Regions from separate parts of the Homo sapiens genome. Here region 2 is linked to region 1. A link is a loop called in an ENCODE intact Hi-C map of the cell type or tissue named here. Cell type or tissue: tibial artery. All regions are shown on one strand. Each heading gives the region's core, and the rest is flanking DNA. Links, peaks and the distances in the headings are about the cores only.

The links. A loop is a pair of places that touch in the nucleus more often than their neighbours do. Peaks named below come from ENCODE experiments on the same cell type or tissue, not always from the same donor. Only the 100,000 strongest peaks of a DNase experiment are listed, where the experiment ranks them.
Region 2: it touches region 1 in a loop (7-fold over the local background); 1 of 110 quality-filtered maps calls a loop at or near these places.

Annotation. Positions count from the first base shown.
Region 1 is chr3:129,401,493-129,405,884 of GRCh38, forward strand. EFCAB12 (EF-hand calcium binding domain 12) reads right to left here. Exons shown (of 9, transcript NM_207307.3): 7 at 2,758-2,911; 8 at 1,031-1,087; 9 at 1-359. The coding sequence ends at 101. Among named protein-coding and RNA genes, the nearest start is that of SNORA7B, 6.3 kb to the left of the region's middle. In tibial artery, for the core only: no CTCF peak of the experiment used is centred there; a DNase peak (open chromatin) is centred at 2,592.
Region 2 is chr3:129,745,700-129,750,091 of GRCh38, forward strand. The region is part of intron 4 of TMCC1 (transmembrane and coiled-coil domain family 1); the gene reads right to left. Among named protein-coding and RNA genes, the nearest start is that of PLXND1, 140 kb to the left of the region's middle. In tibial artery, for the core only: no CTCF peak of the experiment used is centred there; no DNase peak of the experiment used is centred there.

The DNA.
Region 1 (4,392 bases), core at 236-4,235:
AGTTTGACTCTTTGACACTCCTCTTGTGTCTGGGCTCTGGGCCGCTGGCTGCACTGGCCCCTGGCCCAGGAAGGCTGGGTCCGGCAACACCTGGCTAGCTCTAGTTGATGTAGTACACCTTGGCGGCATCATAATGGGCGTGGGTCATGTAGTTCTTGTTCCTAAGGGGCCACCAGTGGTCAGGGTGGTAGGTGGCTGGGTAGACATGGGGCTGGTGTTGAACACAACTGAAGAGCGCCAGGCTCCGGTCTGTGGCCACAGTGGGCAGGTAGAGCTGCAGCTTATCCAGAAGATGACCCGGCCAGAAGGAATTGGGGTGTGTTTGCTGCAGACCACTGGACCTCTTCACCTTCAGCTTCCTGGAAAACAAGAAGACACAGGGATGGTTGTCATGGCAGACAGGCCAGAGCTGAGGCTTCATCGCAGAGCCCACCAACTGTGACCAAAGTGGAGATTTAGCACTGTGCCAAGCACTTCAGCACCTCAGTCCTCCCCACAGTTCCATATGGTCAGCTCTGTTATCCTGTCGACCTCACCTGTGAGGACCCAGAGGCCTGGGGAGGCCGTCGCACACTGAGCAAGTGGCCAAGTGCAGGCTTCATTCCTTGTCCAATGCCTCTAAACTCAAAGTCTTAAGCGCGAACCATCTGTTATCTGGAGGCATTTTAATGTGGTGTTTGGAGTACGGCCCCTGCAGCCACCCTAGCTGGGTTCAGATCCCCACTGCATCACTTCGTAGATGTGCGACTCTGAGCATGATATTTACCCTGTCTGTGCCTCAGTTTCCTCCTGTGTAAAATGAATATGCTTAGTGTCACTTCGTAGGGCTGTTGGGAGGATCTGAGTGAGTGAACACATGGAAAGCCCCAGAGCAATGCCTCCTGGCCCTCTCTGTGTTGTGTCACTGCCTCTCAGGCCAGGGCACCGAGCCCCAGCTGTTGTGCCAGGAGTGCAGAGTCCCAGTTGTCTCAGGCGAAGCTGCCCCTCCTCCCACCTTCCTTCCTTGTGGAGTTAGATGATTGCCACAGACCTGGTAAATTCCTCAAACTCCTTAAAGCGCATTTTCTTGCTTTTCTTTGGCGTTTTCCTAGTGGAGAAGAGAGAGGCATTTTGTGAGGAGAGTGGAAATCCAGGCCAATGGGGCTTTAGGGAGTAGGTCAGGGCCGCAGGGGTGGACCCGTTTCTAAGTCTCAAACGAGAGCTCTGAAAGAAAAATGTCTTCCACCTGGGGTGGACCCTGACTCTGTGCCTCCATGCTCCAGGGGAACACAGTGGGCTTGGGTCAGCTGGACCTACCCTCAGAATCTGGCCAGGTGACCTGGGCAAGTCACTTCCCCTTTCTCATCCTTGGTTTTCTCATGGTCCAGAATAGAGACCTCTCAGGGTAGTTACGAGGGAGGCTCAGTAAGTCACTGCCAAATCCTTTTGGGGTCCCTGGCTCCTACTCCCCACTCCAGAGCTTAACCCAGCCCTGAGGACAAAGGTGGTGAAATCTAACCCCCTTCCCCTCCAACCCTGAGCCTGACAGACATCACTAATCGTTCACGGCACTCTTTCCCACCCAGCCTCCATCAACCATAAGTAGCAAGATACAGTCAACGTCTCTCCTTGACCTAAGAGAACTCTCTTTATCCTTTATTAGCTATGGCCTACCTAAGCATGGACCAAAATCCCCTTCCTGGGTTCCCAGCCACTTCCTGGCCCACCCCGGGGCTGGAAGGAAGTCACAGCCCGTGTCATGGCCAGGACCCACCTGCAGGCCTGGGCCTACTCCTGCACTTGAAGATGCCCCAACCAGAGCAAGGTAAAACAACGACAATCATTGATTGAGTGCTGTCCCTGCTAAGATGTTGACACTCTTTCTCATCTGATCCTCATAGTGTATGGTAGGAGCTACTAGGCCCCTTTACATATGAAGATGCTAAGACTCAGAGAAGTGCCTTGTCCATTTAACCGAAGGCCTGTCTGATCTCTACAGGGCCCTGCTGTGTCCCACTGCAGGCATTCTGGCCACACACCCAGTGGGCAGCTGGCAGGGGTCTAGAAGCAGGGGCAGGTCCAGGCCCCTCCCACCTCATGGTATCCGGCCAGCTGGGCTCTCCTCCTCCCATGCCGCGCCCCTGCCTCTGCAGGGATGCTGCCTTGTTCCTCTGCAGTCACCCACGGATGCTGCCCACGGGTTGTCACCTGCTGCTTGACTCAAATCTGGGTAGCTCAGGCTTTGGAGTACCAAAGGAGGCCATTTTCTTAGAGAAGACTCAGGTTGGCCTCTCGAAAGGGCTGGAGGCAGGTCCCGGGGAAATGTTCTTTTATCCTCCTATGAGCTGCAAGCCCACCTCTTGCCAGAGAAGGGGTGTGGCCGCTGCAAGGTGGCAGGGCAGAGAAAGGGCTGCCCCCTGTTCTCTGCAGGGCCCTGACACCTGGCTGGGGATTTGTGAAGGCCCTCGCTCCAGCCCTGTTCTCTAAGGAGGCTCTCCTTTTCATCTTTTCCAGAAACCTTATGATTGTGCAGGACTGGGGTCAGGAGGGTAGCTGTGTGGGAGCTGAGGCCAGCAGGCCATGATCCTGAGACATGCGCCAAGGGTGACCCGGGACTGGCCAGTCTGCAGTGAGCAGTCAGGTTGGGGGATGTTGCCCTAGGATGCAGACGCAAGCACAGCATGGCGCCCCAGGTACTCCAGCCTCCAGCCCCCACACTGAAGGGATAGCAATGGAGCAGGAGGCCAAGGCAGGGAGAAAGGGGGTCCGAAACTCAGCTTGTCAGTCCTCTTAGACTTGCCAGGGCCCTGGGACCGGAGCAGAGCCAGATTCGGAGAAAAGACCTTCCAGTCAGAGTAGTAGCCTCCCGGCTGCCGGATGGGGCACACTTTGTCCATCTGGAAAATGATCTTGTCTCCTGGGTACAGCAAGGCTGTGGACAGCAAGAGAAACATCTGCACCCATCAACCCAGACTGCCCATCCCTCCCTAAGCCTCTGGGGTCAGAGGAGGTGTTTTTTTTTTTTTTAATTCACATTTTTAAGACGTTTTCTTCTTATCTATATAGTAACTTTTTATTGTTGAATAGTTGTAGATTCACTGGAAGTTGCAAAAATACTGCAGAGGGGTCCCTTGAACCACTGTCCCAGTGGTGACATGCATATAGCTGTAGTGTGATGCCAGGAAAGGGGCCTTGGGACAATATGGCTCAGGGGACTACAGATGAGGGGGGTTTGTTCATAACAAGGACAACAAAGCCCCCAAGGCCCCGGTGCAACGAGGTCTGAGCTGTCCCAGGAGGCAGGAGGATTTGACCAAGACTTGATGAGGTTAACTTAGACCAATTTTCGGTTTTGTTTTGTTTTTCTGAGCAAGGTCTCACACTGTCGCCCAGGCTAAAGTACAGATCATGGCTCACTGCAGCCTCAACTTCCTGGGCTTAAGCGACCCTCCTACCTTAGCCTCCTAAGTAGCTAGGGCCACAGGCATGCACCACCATGCCTGGCTGATTTCTTAAATTTTTAGTAGAGATGGGTTCTTGTTATGATACCCAGGCTGGTCTGGAACTCCTGGGCTCAAGCCATCCTACCTACCCCGGCCTCCCAAACTGCTGGGATTACAGGCATGAGCCACTGCGCCCAGCCCACTTGGATTTGTTTGGTGGCAGTTTTCTCCTTGTCTTGAATTAATCTCATGGAGATCCTTGGGAGAGTTTTCTCAGATGTGCTGAATATAAAAAAAATACTGAGCCAGGGTCTCCACCTTCTGCAACTATCAAGCAGTGCTTGTCTTAAGCTGGTAACACATGAAAGCTCATGTTCTAGAAAAAGTGATGGAAGTTACGCTCCAGCGAGTTAATGTTGGTTATTTGGGGGTTGGGAAGGGGCTGTGGAGGTGAGAAGGAAGGAGAGGGAAGGGGGAGATATGTAACATTAATATTTTCAAAAGGTACACATGATTTTTTAAAGTGTGATTTAACAATGAGTTATATAAATAATTTTCTGTAAATGGAAAAGGAAAAGAGATTTGTGAAAGGATGGTCACTAAAATATTCACAACAGCCAACTCAGGCTGGGGAATTTTGATTTTTATGTTTTCAAAAAATTCAAATGAGCAAGTATTATCGCCAAAACCAGGGTGGAAAGCCAATAAAGCTATATTCACAGGGGAGGGGGAGACCTTGTTTAGAATTCTGGCTCCTGAGCTTGAAGCCTGGAGTCTGAGCCACCAAGGTCTAGTCTAGAACACAGAGCTGGAAGTCCTGATATTTGAGCCTCTCTGCTTATAGGAGATCAGGCCTCTGTCATAAAGATACCGAATAGCAAGTGGCCAAGACAGTGGTCAGAGATGGATTTGGGCCTAGTCCCACCCACAGGATGCTCCTGTGTGCCCATGAACGTGAGATCCTGCAGAC
Region 2 (4,392 bases), core at 275-4,274, 340 kb after region 1:
CCTGTAAATCCCAGCACTTTGGGAGGCCGAGGCGGGTGGATCACCTGAAGTCAGGAGTTCGAGACCAGCCTGGCCAACATGGTAAAACCCCGTCTCTACTAAAAATATAAAAAAATTAGCTGAGTGTGGTGGCACCTGCATATAATCCCAGCTACTCGGGAGCCGAGATTGTGCCACTGCACTCCAGCCTGGGCAACACAGTGAGACTCTCCCTAAAAAAAAAAAAGGAAAGAAAAAAAGCCAGATGGGGTCTTTCTTTGTTGCCCACGCTGGTCTCAAACACCTGGCCTTAAGTGATCCTCCCGCCTCAGCCTCCCAAAGTGCTGGGATTACAGACATGAGCCACTGCACCCAGCCCTGAACCTCTTTCCTTTTTCTCTTTTTAAATCCTTGCAAGGAGGGGGGTAAAAAAAACAACTAAGTACCCTTAGAGAGAAATTAATAAATATGCATATAGCTTTAAAAACTGGTTTAATTTTTTTTTTCCTGAGATGGAGTCCTGCTCTTGTTGCCCAGGCTGGAGTGCAGTGGCGTGATCTCAGCTCACTGCAACCTCCACCCCCCAGCTTCAAGTGATTCTCCTGCCTCAGCCTCCTGAGTAGTTGGGACTACAGGCGTGCGCCACCACGCCCAATTCATTTTTGTATTTTTTTTTTTTTTAAGTACAGACGGGGTTTCACCATGTTGGCCAGGATGGTCTTGATCTCTTGACCTCGTGATCCGCCCGCCTCGGCCTCCCAAAGTGCTAGGATTACAGGTTTAGTTTTTTTTAACTATGCAGACTGATGACTACTGTGTAATATAAAGTATTACAAACCATGGTTCTAAATTTGATCCTGCAAGTAAACTTGGTGATAATGAGCCAAGTCACATTTATACTCTGCCTCACTTGTGCATTTGAATAATAGGTGTTTTCCCCTAAAGGTATTGGGTGGCTTAAGGAAATACAATAAACATTGCTAGCATTCTTAAAAGAGCAAATGGAGCAATATAAGGAATATCTGAAATAAATGCATTCTCAATAGTTTAAAATTCCCTATACCTAATTCCCCTATATTCTTTACAAGGTTGGGGTAAGAGTCTGTTGTGTTCAGTATTACATCACCAGCACCCTGTGCAATGCCCTGAACACAGCAGGCACTCCACTGGAGATAAGAGTGTGGAGGAGCAGAAAGAACACCTACTACCTTACTTGGCCTCTTGCTAGTTTTTTAACATTGGGCAACCTTTTTAATCCCAATCTCAGTTTCCTCATCAGCACAACAGGATAATAATTACTTTGTATCATTGTTGGGAGAATAAATCATTGCTGTGAAAATGAATCAATGTATAATAGTACTTTTTCTTCTAGGCATTAAAAGGTATTCAATAAAATGTTAATTCCTCATATATATGAAGACTGATTTAAAACCTACATTTAATTAGGCCACACATGCTCTATTAACGTAAGCTGCAGGAGGATTTCTAAAAATAAACTCAGAGTCCCCTCAGTTACATATATATAAAAAAAAGTTCAACATTTTTTGCATCACAAACCCCTCTGAGAATTTAATGAAAACTATGCATTCTTTCTCCCGAAAAAAAATTCACACACATGCAAATTTACATATAATCCGAGGAAATCCATGGACCATATGGTTCTTTTCAAAGCTCAGCAAAGTCTGGCAACACTTCAGGAGTATATACATAATATTTGGCTCCATTTATAAACTTATATACCTTCATTTTAAGCTATATTGTTTCAAAATTATTTATAAATTACTTCGATAATTTAAAATATTTTAAAATTGAAACAACCACAATATTCCTATCTAATACCACAAGGTTTATTGTAGTTTTCTTCCTTTCCATATTTGGAACTCTCTTATTACTATGAGAAACCTGCTCTCATCACCCTCACTGTATTTATCAATCCCTCTCCTTCCATATGTAACCAATCTTCTATCTCTGCAGCTACCACCTCCCTGGTGTAGATGTCAACCTCATCCCACTTGGGCTCTGAAACTCCACACTAAGGAACTTCACTGCACCATGGATTCCCTTCTCACCCAACATGAATCCGACCCCTTATCATCACGCTGTACAGCTGCACAGACCCATTCCTTCCCCCTCACATCCCCTGGGCTCTGATGTGTCACCTGTCCGTACTCACTCCTTCCCACCCATGTCCTGCAGTAGCAGAAACACACTTTTCTCCTATAGTAATAACTAAGAAAGAACCCTGTAAACTGAATACAATCCAGGAAACTCCTTGGAAATATCTATGAAGAGAACTTGAAGAAAAAAGAACTTTAAACCATTTTCACACAGGATAAGACTTAGAAATATATTATTTTGAATAACTAGGAAAACATGGACTTAATCAGCACTCTTAGCTGAGCAAGTAGGTCATGTTACATACACCTAAAGAAATTTTACCCATATTATCTATAGAGACTCAGTATTCTGTGGCAAACCCAAAGCCAGGTTCAACACTTCCTGTGTCTCAAAACTGTATTGAAATAAACAGCCATGTCATCATGCCACTTCCCTGGTATCTTGCCATTCAGTTCTTGCCTGCTACATATGGGTAAATGGATGAGATTTGGGTTTTTGTTGTTGTTGTTGTTTTGAGAGGGAGTCTCGCTCTGTAGCCAAGGCTGGAGTGGCATAATCTCGGCTCACTGCAACCTCTGCCTCCCAGGCTCAAGCGATTCTCCTGGCTCAGCCTCCCAAGTAGCGGGGATTACAGGCGCCTGCCATCATGCCCGGCTAATTTTTGTATTTTTAGGAGAGACAGGGTTTTACCATGTTGGCCAGGCTGGTCTCGAACTCCTGACCTCAGGCAATCCACCTGCCTCAGCCTCCCAAAGTGCTGGGATTACAGGTGTGAGCCACTGCGCTTGGCCTTGTTGTTTTTTAAAGTGCCAACCAGGAAGCTAATTAACTTTTAGGTACAACTTCATAAAATGTTTCATAAATCATTATAGTAGCTACTACATACCCAAGATCTGTACTAGGTGCTACTTAATTTCAATTTCGGGCCAGCTGGGGTAGCTCACGTCTGTAATCCCAGCACTTTGGGAGGCTGAGGCGGACAGATCTCTTAAGCCCGGGAGTTGAAGACCAGCCTGGCCAACGTGGCAAAACACTGTCTCTACTAAAACTACAAAAATTAGCTGGGCCTGGTGACTTATACCTGTAATCCCAGCTACTCAGGAGGCTAAGTGCTTGAACCCGGGAGAAGGAGGCACAAGAATCCTTTGAAGCTGGGATGTGGAGGTTACAGTGAGATGAGATTGCACCACTGCACACCAGCCTGAGTGACAGAGTGAGACTCCGCTAAAAAAAAATAATTAAAAATTGAATTTCCACAACAACCCAATGAGTTGTCAATAAGGAAACAAATACTTGACAAAAGTTACCGCCCCCTCAACCACCCCCCACCAAAAAAAATAATAATAATAATTACCCTACTTGTTTAAAATATATTAGTAAGGAATCTGGGTAAAAATCAAGCAAATATCCCCAATCTGACAACACTGTACACGAGTAAAAGACCTATGGAATGAGATTCTCAGATACCAATTACGAATCATTTAAACTCTGATATCATATAAAAAACTCCCACAGAACCAGTCCACTACTTATAGCTAGTGATATTAATGAGAATAAATGACTGTAGTCATGTATACATATTAAACTTATAAAATCCTTCTTGCCAAATGTTAACAGAGGAAACAAAATGGAAAGAAAAGATATGGGGTTCTGAGCAGCTTAAGATAGGTATGAGATGCTTAATCTTGCTTTGATCTCTTAAAAGAAAAAAAAATCCAGCTATCTTCATTTGTTTCAGAGAAGTAAAAACAAAGATGTTTTTACAAATTAGTAAACTAATTTGTTTTTGATTTCAGGTCAAAAAGGAATTTTGGTTAATTCTGAATTTGATTTGCCAAGACTAAGTTATAACTATCATTATAAAAGTTTGATATCTAGATTCTAGATAAAACAGGATAATAGGAAAAGGGAATATTTAATATGCAGCATGAACCATGTTTCTCTTTATACATAAAATACTTTATTGTGAGGCAAATCAATGTTCCAGAAACACACAAATACAGAAATCTAAATATGGGGACAGACTGAATCCTGTTGAGACCTGTCTCAGCTTTCCAATATTTGAATCTATGATTCAAATTGAATCTATGACTCAAATATCCTGAGTACCTACTGGGCTCCTGTTTTGAATCTTGCAGTAGACCTCTAAATGGTTAAGTTCTTCTCTGTCAATTTACACCTTCAGCAGAACACATGTACTGCATTATAATGAAATTATATGCATATGATGCATTATTATGCATTTTTAAGAAAATACACTTTGTTCCAAATTATAGTTTCATTCACAGTAATAGT